Regions from separate parts of the Homo sapiens genome. Here region 2 is linked to region 1. A link is an interaction called in ENCODE POLR2A ChIA-PET data of the cell type or tissue named here. Cell type or tissue: endothelial cell of umbilical vein. All regions are shown on one strand. Links, peaks and the distances in the headings refer to the core of each region. The heading gives the core; the rest is flanking DNA.

Evidence for each region. ChIA-PET counts read pairs that join two places held together with the same protein. Peaks named below come from ENCODE experiments on the same cell type or tissue, not always from the same donor. Only the 100,000 strongest peaks of a DNase experiment are listed, where the experiment ranks them.
Region 2: POLR2A ChIA-PET joins it to region 1 with 8 read pairs; 2 of 35 experiments call an interaction of 5 or more read pairs at or near these places.

The regions. Positions count from the first base shown.
Region 1 is chr11:128,373,879-128,378,283 of GRCh38, forward strand. LOC124902788 (a long non-coding RNA gene) reads right to left here and starts at 136. Exons shown (of 2, transcript XR_007062947.1): 1 at 1-136. In endothelial cell of umbilical vein, for the core only: no CTCF peak of the experiment used is centred there; a DNase peak (open chromatin) is centred at 2,373.
Region 2 is chr11:128,435,265-128,439,669 of GRCh38, forward strand. All of the region lies in intron 1 of LOC124902789 (a long non-coding RNA gene), which reads left to right. Among named protein-coding and RNA genes, the nearest start is that of MIR6090, 85 kb to the right of the region's middle. In endothelial cell of umbilical vein, for the core only: no CTCF peak of the experiment used is centred there; a DNase peak (open chromatin) is centred at 2,137; H3K27ac peaks cover 233 bases.

The DNA of each region.
Region 1 (4,405 bases), core at 110-4,109:
CCAAGAAACCAGCTCAAGTAGGAAAGATGACAGGCACTCGAATGGGGAAGATTAGTCGGGAAAATAGATGACTTGGAACTTCCTGATTCAATCACTGATTACTGCCTTCAAATGTTTCAATTAATATCTTAAGAGGTTCCTCCTGTAACCAGAGGAATAAAACAAGGTCCTTCAGATAACATTTTCCGACTGGCATATTTTAGCTGAACACAGTTTTTTAAATTGTGTTAAAATACACACAACATAAAATTGCCTATCTTAGCCACGTTTAAATGTACAGTTCAGTCACATTATGTATATTCACATTGTGCAACCATCACCACCATCCATATCCAGAACTTTTTCATCCTCCGAAACTGAAACTCTGAGACCATTAACAATAACTCTCCATTCCCCACTTCCCTTAACCCTGGAAGCTACCAGTCTACTTTCTGTTTCTATGAATTTGATTATTCCAGGTACCTCACATAATTGAAACTGGACAAAAATATTTTACTTTTTGTTACAGGTTTATTTCACTTAATATAATGTCCTCAAGGTTCATCCACATTGTAGCATGTATCAGAATTTTTTTCCTTCTTGAGGCTGAATAATATTCCATTATATGTGTCTACTGCATTTTATTTTGCCATTCATTCCTCAATGGGAACTTGAGTTGCTTACACCTTTTTGCTAGTGTGAATAATGCTGCTATCGACATGGGTGTGCAAATATCTATTTGAGCTTCTGTTTTCCATTTTTTTTTTAGTATATACCCAGGAATAGAATTTCTGGATCCTATGGTAATTTTTTCATGAACCAGCATACTATTTCCCACTATAGTGACACCATTTTACATTTTCATCAACAGAGCAAAAGGGTTCAAATTTCTCTAAATCCTATATTAGTCCGTTTTCACACTGCTGATGAAGACATATCTGAGACCGGGCAATTTACAAAAGAAAGCCTTATTGGACACAGTTCCACGTGGCTGGGGAGGTCTCACAGTCATGGTAGAAGGTGACAGGCACGTCTCACACGGCAGCAGACAAGAGAAGAGAGCTTGTACAGGGAAACTCCCCCTTACATAATCATCAGGTCTTATGAGACTTATTCACTATCATGAGAACAGCAGAGGAAAGACCTGACCCCGTGATTCAATTACCTCCCACTGGGTCCCCCCCACAACATGTGGGAATTCAAGATGAGATTTGGGTGGGGACATGGCCAAACCATATCATTCCTTACTGACACTTGCTATTTCATCGATTTTTTATTTTTATTTTTTAAATGGTACCTATCCTAATTAGAGTGAAATGGTATTTCATTGTGGTTTTACTTTGGATTTATCTAATGATTAGTGATGTTAAGTATCTTTTCATGTGTTTGTTAGCCATTTGTATCTCTTGTCTGGAGAAATGTCTACTTAAGTCTTTTGCCCAATTTGTATTGATGTTGTTTGGTTTTTTGCTGTTGAGTTGTGTGCTGAAGGCAGTTTTTAAAAATCATTAGCTCTTCCTAAAGGTGGGATTCACTGCCTTTTAGGGAATTATTATGATTTCAGGCATTCAAACAGAAGCTGAAAGTATAGCTCTTTATTAATTTAATTGATTGTGTGTGTGTGTGTGTGTGTGTGTGTGACAGATTTTCTCTCTGTCCCCCAGGTTGGAATGCAGTGGCGTGATCTCGGCTCACTGCAACCTCTGCCTCCCAGGTTCAAGTGATTCTCCTGCCTAAGCCTCCCAGATAGCTGGGATTACAGGCACATGCCACCACACCTGGCTAATTTTTGTATTATTAGTAGAGATGGGGTTTAGCCATGTTGGCCAGGCTAGTCTCGAACTCCTGACCTCAAACAATCCAATCGCCTCAGCCTTTCAAAGTGCTGGGATTACAGGCATGAGCCACCATGCACCACCTAGTTGATTTTTGTATTAAAAATGCTTATTGTCCAGTTACATGCATTAATTGACACTTCCATCTGAAATGCCACTAAATTGGAGTTTCAATCACTCACTTAACAAATATTTATTAAACACCTACCATGTGCCAGGCCTATTCTGAGTACTGGGGATAAAGCAGTGAAGAAAGCAGTCTTTGAAACTGAGGAGCTTATATTGTGATATGTGAAGAGATGGGAAAAGTTTGCTTTATTAGAATCACAGGTAGTCATAGGAAGAGAATTTCAGGTAATGGTAACAGTTGCCAAAAAAAAAAAAAAAAAAAGCCTCAAGGCAATAAAATGCTTAGTATCTTCAGAAAGCAACACAGGCTAGTATGGCTGAGAGCCATGAATATAACAGACCACGGTGGGAGATATAATCTGAGTAGGCAGAGCATGTCATGCCAAGGAAGGAAGTTTGCATTTTTGTTCTAAAGATAAAGGAAACAGTGGAGAACTTTGAGCAGTGGAAGTACATGATCAGATTTAGATTTTGGAAGGCTCACTACTCTGTCTGCTGTGTAGAGAATATTCATAGCAGGACAAAAATGTCACTGCCATAGCAGCTACCACATGGCTCTACAATTGTTTTTTGTTTGTTTGTTTCTGCTTTCTCCATTAGACTCTAAGTTCTTTGAAGGATAAATCCACATAATATTCTCAAAGTCTAATACACAGTAATTAAATAAATTATAATACATTGAAGGATAACTAATCCTTACAATTTTTTGGGATAAGTGAATTATGTTTTAATATCTTCTATTTTAAAGATAGGAAAGCTGAGTTACAAGTGATGATATGTCCCAAACTGATAAGCTTTAAAGTCAAGACTGAAAACTGAGTCCCAGCACAGGAGCCAGATATTTCTTAATTGTGTCGGAAGCCAGGCTTTCCTTTAGTTATTTCTTCAAGTACTCACTGAGCCCTTACTAAGGTCTAGTAAGCTCTTACTCGCCAGGCAGTCTGCTAGACCTTAAGGATTCAGCAGTAAATAAAACCAACAAAAAATCCTACTTTAATGAAATTTGCATTTTAGATAACCTCAGGATTTCTACACTTCTAAGATATTACAATGTGATACTCTAATTCAGGGAAGGTATATCTCTAATTGCATAAAGGGGTAAAATAAAATATCTCCTAGAAATGGAAGAAGAAGAATTAAGGAAAACTGTTTTGTTTTCTTTTTTTCTTTTTTGTGGTTTATTTTATTTTATTTTTTATTTATTTTTATTATTATTTTTTATTACACTTCAAGTTCTAGGGTACATGTGCACAACGTGCAGGTTTGTTACATATGTATACATGTGCCATGTTGGTGTGCTGCACCCATTAACTCGTCATTTACATTAGGTATATCTCCTAATGCTATCCCTCCCCCTGTCCCCCACCCCACGACAGGCCCCAGTGTGTGATGTTCCCCACCCTGTGTCCAAGTGTTCTCATTGTTCAATTCCCACCTATGAGTGAGAACATGTGGTGTTCTTTTTGTCCTTGGGATACTTTGCTTTTTTGTTTGTTTTTTTTTTTGTCCTTCTGATAGTTTGCTGAGAATGATGGTTTCCAGCTTCATCCCTATCCCTACAAAGGACATGAACTCATCCTTTTTTATGGCTGCATAGTATTCCATGGTGTATATGTGCCACATTTTCTTAATCCTGTCTATCATTGATGGACATTTGGATTGGTTCCAAGTCTTTGCCATTGTGAATAGTGCTGCAATAAACATACGTGTGCATGTGTCTTTATAGCAGCATGATTTATAATCCTTTGGGTATATACCCAGTAATGGGATGGCTGGGTCAAATGGTATTTCTAGTTCTAGATCCTTGAGGAATCACCACACTGTCTTCCACAATGGTTGAACCAGTTTACAGTCCCACCAACAGTGTAAAACTGTTCCTATTTCTCCACATCCTCTCCAGCACCTGTTGTTTCCTGTATTTTTAATGATCGCCATTCTAAGTGGTGTGAGATGGTATCTCATTGTGGTTTTGATTTGCATATCTCTGATGGCCAGTGATGATGAGCATTTTTTATGTGTCTGTTGGCTGCATAAATGACTTCTTTTGAGAAGTGTCTGTTCATATCCTTCATCCACTTTTTGATGGGGTTGTTTGTCCCCATCAAGCTACCAATGACTTTCTTCACAGAATTGGAAAAAGCTACTTTAAAGTTCATATGGAACCAAAAAAGAGCCCGCATTGCCAAGTCAATCCTAAGCAAAAAGAACAAAGCTGGAGGCATCATGCTACCTGACTTCAAACTATACTACAAGGCTACAGTAACCAAAACAGCATGGTACTGGCACCAAAACAGAGATATAGACCAATGGAACAGAACAGAGCCCTCAGAAGTAATACCACACATCTACAACCATCTGATCTTTGACAAACCTGACAAAAACAAGAAATGGGGAAAGGATTCCCTATTTAATAAATGGTGCTGGGAAAACTGGCTAGCCATATGTAGAAAACTGAAGATGGA
Region 2 (4,405 bases), core at 75-4,074, 61 kb after region 1:
TCATCAAATAATTATATAAAAATTTCCAGCATAAAATTAAGCTTTATTTACTCAGGAAATCTATATTTGAACTGAAAGCTCATCAAAAAGATACTGAATATTTCCCAAATTCTGGTAACTGATAACATTTGAATTTCTTTCTCTGATGTTTCAATGATTCAGCTAATGGCCTCCTATGGAGTTTTCCTCTCAGACCCTCTGTTTTGGAAACAACACATCCCACCTATAGGGACCAACAGCCATTCATATTTCTGCTATGTGACCCTCACCCTTGGCCATACCTAACTGATCTAGAAATAGGTACATGACCCACTCAGAGAATTTGGAATTGGGGCTAAAAGAGTCAGTTATCGAATATGACTCAAATGTAAAATCTAAACTTGGGATCTGAGGATCTAACATTTGTTGCTTGCCTGTAGACTGAATTACAGAGAGAGGTGGCAGGCAAAAAAGAAACAAAGACACCCGGCCGGGCACGGTGGCTCACGCCTGTAATCCCAGCACTTTGGGAGACCGAGGCGGGCAGATCACGAGGTCAGGAGATGGAGACCATCCTGGCTAACACGGTGAAACCCCATCTCTACTAAAAATACAAAAACTTAGCCGGGCGTGGTGGCGGGCACCTGTAGTCCCAGCTACTCGGGAGGCTGAGGCAGGAGAATGCTGTGAACCCGGGAGGCAGAGCTTGCAGTGAGCCAAGATCGCACCACTGCACTCCAGCCTGGGCGACAGAGCAAGACTCCATTTCAAAAAAATAAAAATAAAGAAAAAAAAAGAAACAAAGACACCTATGTATATGACCAAAAAATCTTGGTAAGAGATTGGATATAGCCAAGGAGGGAAAAGGAGAAGTCGAAGTCGATGTCTCAGTTTCTGACCATAAATATTAAAAGAATGTGTTATTAATGACATAAGAGAAGAGCAGTTAGATTTTGAAGATCATTATTACAAAAGTGCTAAATGAAATTATGAGAGCTGGTAAACCTCTTGGGAGAGTGGCTGGGGCTGAGGGATGAGCCTAGCTCCTTTGAGGCTGCCCAAAAGTAGGGGCAAAAGGGAAGGAGATGTTAAGAAAGGAGTTTAGGCAGGAGTTTAAGATGTAGAAGAGATGTTTTGCCTTAGGAAAAAGACATAACATTAGATTCTCCCTCTCTAATATATTATTTACCTTCATTGATGATTACAGTTGAAAGACTTGAATGTAATAGAGCAGACTGGAGAGATGTTATAGAACAGACTGGAGAGATGTTATAGAACAGACTGGAGAGATGTTATTTTTATTTAGAAACAGCTGCTCACATATACCATTAGTAGAAATATAAAGATAAATCATTTTGGAGAGAAATCTGGGAATATACATTAAAAGTGTGGCTCATGCCTGTAATCCCAGTACTTTGGGAGGCCGAGGTGAGTGGATCATAAAGTCAGGAGTTCAAGACCAGCTTGGCCAAGATGGTGAAACCCCGTCTCTACTAAAAATACAAAAAAAAAAATTAACTGGATGTGGTGGTGGGCGCCTGTAATCCCAGCTACTCCAGAGGCTGAAGCAGGAGAATCACTTGAACCCAGGAGGTGGAGGTTGCAGTGAGCCGAGATCATGCCACTGCACTCCAGCCTGGGCAACAGAGGGAGAGTCTGTCTCAAAAAAAAAAAAAAGAAGAAAGAAAGAAGAAAGAAAGAAAGAAAGAAAGAAAGAAAGAAAGAAAGAAAGAAAGAAAGAAAGAAAGAAAGAGAAAGAAAGAAGAAAGAAAGAAAGAAAGAAAGAAAGAAAGAAAGAAAGAAAGAAAGAAAAGAAAAAAGAAAAGAAAAGAAAAGAAAAAAAAAGTATTATGTGCATGGACTTTGACCCAGTAGAGTGGAAACAGAGTTGCTTGCCAGGCACTCTGTTCTGGACCCTGTCTGCCCACCCTCAAGAGAAGCCCCCAGTGATGGGTGTCTTTCCCCACAGCCACAGCTACATAGGCAGGAGTAAGCACTGAGCCCCGTCCTCTGGATTTTTAAATTGTAACAGAGAAAGAGAGAGATTTGGCCTCTTGTTATGTAGCTGGACCGATGATGCATAAATTCTGGAATTGCTGCAAGGTCATGCTTCCTATCATGTGGAACAAGAAAAACAGTGGAAACTTGCCTACCAAGAGAGAGAAGAATGCCACAGATGCACAGACAGGAGAAACAAGAGATGGAGAGGAAGTTCTGACAGTTTTTCAGTTCCTGGCTCTGGAACCTGCACAGTTCCAGCTGCCTTCCTGACAATCACAGAGGCCCATCACTCACCTCTGAATCTAGAAATTTTTTTTTTTTCCCAAGGAGAGCTCAAGATGCTTCCTATTACTTGCAACTAAATGAGTCTCAACAGTAATTCCATTCCTAAGAGTTTTAGCCTTAAGAAACAGTTTCAGACACACAGTTGCATATGTAAAGATAAATACCATAGTATTGCATGTAATTTTGATAAAATGATCGATTTGGATATTAATGTGACTCTTGTCAAACAAACCATCTTAATAGTAGAAACATATTAATATCATTAATTAATGCTTAAGCCTTACTTCATATTCATTTTGTCTCAGGGGTTGGATTTTGTGCTTCACATACATCTATTTTAATCCTCACAGCAGCCCTAGAAGATGGGTACTATTACCTTAAGATAAACATGTAAAGTGTTTAGCATATTGTTTTGCATATAGCAGGACTTGCAAAATAGCTAACTACTATTATTCCAATTTCTACAGATGAGAAAATTAGAACTTTTTTAGCTTTATAGCCAGAAATTCCAAAGGTGCTCAGATAAATGTAGTGGGAAAATGTAATGATGTGTGGGAAAGTGAGACAGGCAGAGCACCTAAAAGGTACCCCCTCCTACCTATTGATCTTGACAGCAAGTATCAGATGGCTGTACTTAGATTGAGTGTTAGAGGCTAATACAGTAATTCAAGATGTGTAAAAGTCAACAAAAAGAATTAGTTATCAAACAAGTTACATTCAAGGTATGGAATGAACTATACACAAACGGTCAACAGACATGCAAACACACATGCACTTTTCTACCAATAACAGCAGATATAGCCACACGTTGGGCAGTTAATACCAAGTTTTGCTTGTTGGCTAAGGGAACTTTCAGTATCCTAATTCTGATTCCATTTTTTTTTTCACTGCCACTAAGCTTCTTCTGTGTCTCATAATGATCATCACTAATGCTTGTCAAGATGGTCATTTCTTTGAATAAGGCCGTACTAACTGCAAAAACTTTTTGGCAAGTGCTCAAAACGAAGACTGATTTTTCTATTCTTATAAGCCACTACAGAAATATGAGCAAGTTCTAGAAAGGTAACTCTTCTCTGAGAACTCTTGAGTATGCCCACTGTGATTGCTTGTTTCTTTTATTAATGCTGCAACTCAGAGCTGGAGGTTTTTAGTTTTGGGTGAATATGTTATACTGAGTTAGACCGTAGGATCTTCCTTATTTCACCAAATATCATCACTTAATGGTTATTTCCCATGACTTGTTATGAAAAAAATCTACACTGCCACCAGAAGCTGGATTTTTAAAACATCAAACTGGCTACATCCCTGGAATTTTGTGTTTACTATTTTATGTACACTTATGTGTAAGATACAAAAGTATCTTCAAATTCATGAAATAACATGCAAATAGTAGGTATTAACATATCACATGCTACATACTCCATTATTGTATTCTTGGCACAACAAAAATATTTGTCCATCTTTGCACTAAATCTGTTCGTGTTCTTACATTTGTAAGTATAAGAGACTAATTTTTAATCAGTGCTTTTAATCTATTTGGTAGTATTTTGAGTAAAAGTCAGAGGATGAAGGGAGTTCAAAAGGCCACTGGGAGTGCACTTCATTTTTCATCATACAAATGATATCCAAAAATTATCAATGGCCCTAGACATTGCAATAAAGGCCAAAAAATGAAAAAGAAGATGTAATAATTGAAAAGGAAGAAGCAAACATGTTCCTGTTTGTGGATGATATGACTTTTTATGTCAGTAAAAGCGGAGGAATTTTAAAACTAATGAATAAATTTAGCATGATTGTAGGATATAGGGTTAACATACAAAAATCAATGTTATTCTTATACAATAACAGCAAACAATAGAAAGTATATATTTTTAAATTACATTTACAGTGTTGCCAGAAGATATGTCTAATAATAAATCTAACAAAAGATTCCCAGGAGCTCTACACTGAAAAGACTAAAATGTTCCTGAGAGAAATTAAAGACTAAAATACATAGTAAGGTGTACCACACTTATAGATAGGAAGACCAAATGTTGTTAAAATTGAAATTCTTTGCAAAGTGATCTATAGGTTAAATGTAATATCAATCAAAATTTTATCAGGCTCCTTTGTAGAAATGGACAAGTGGATTCTAAAGTTT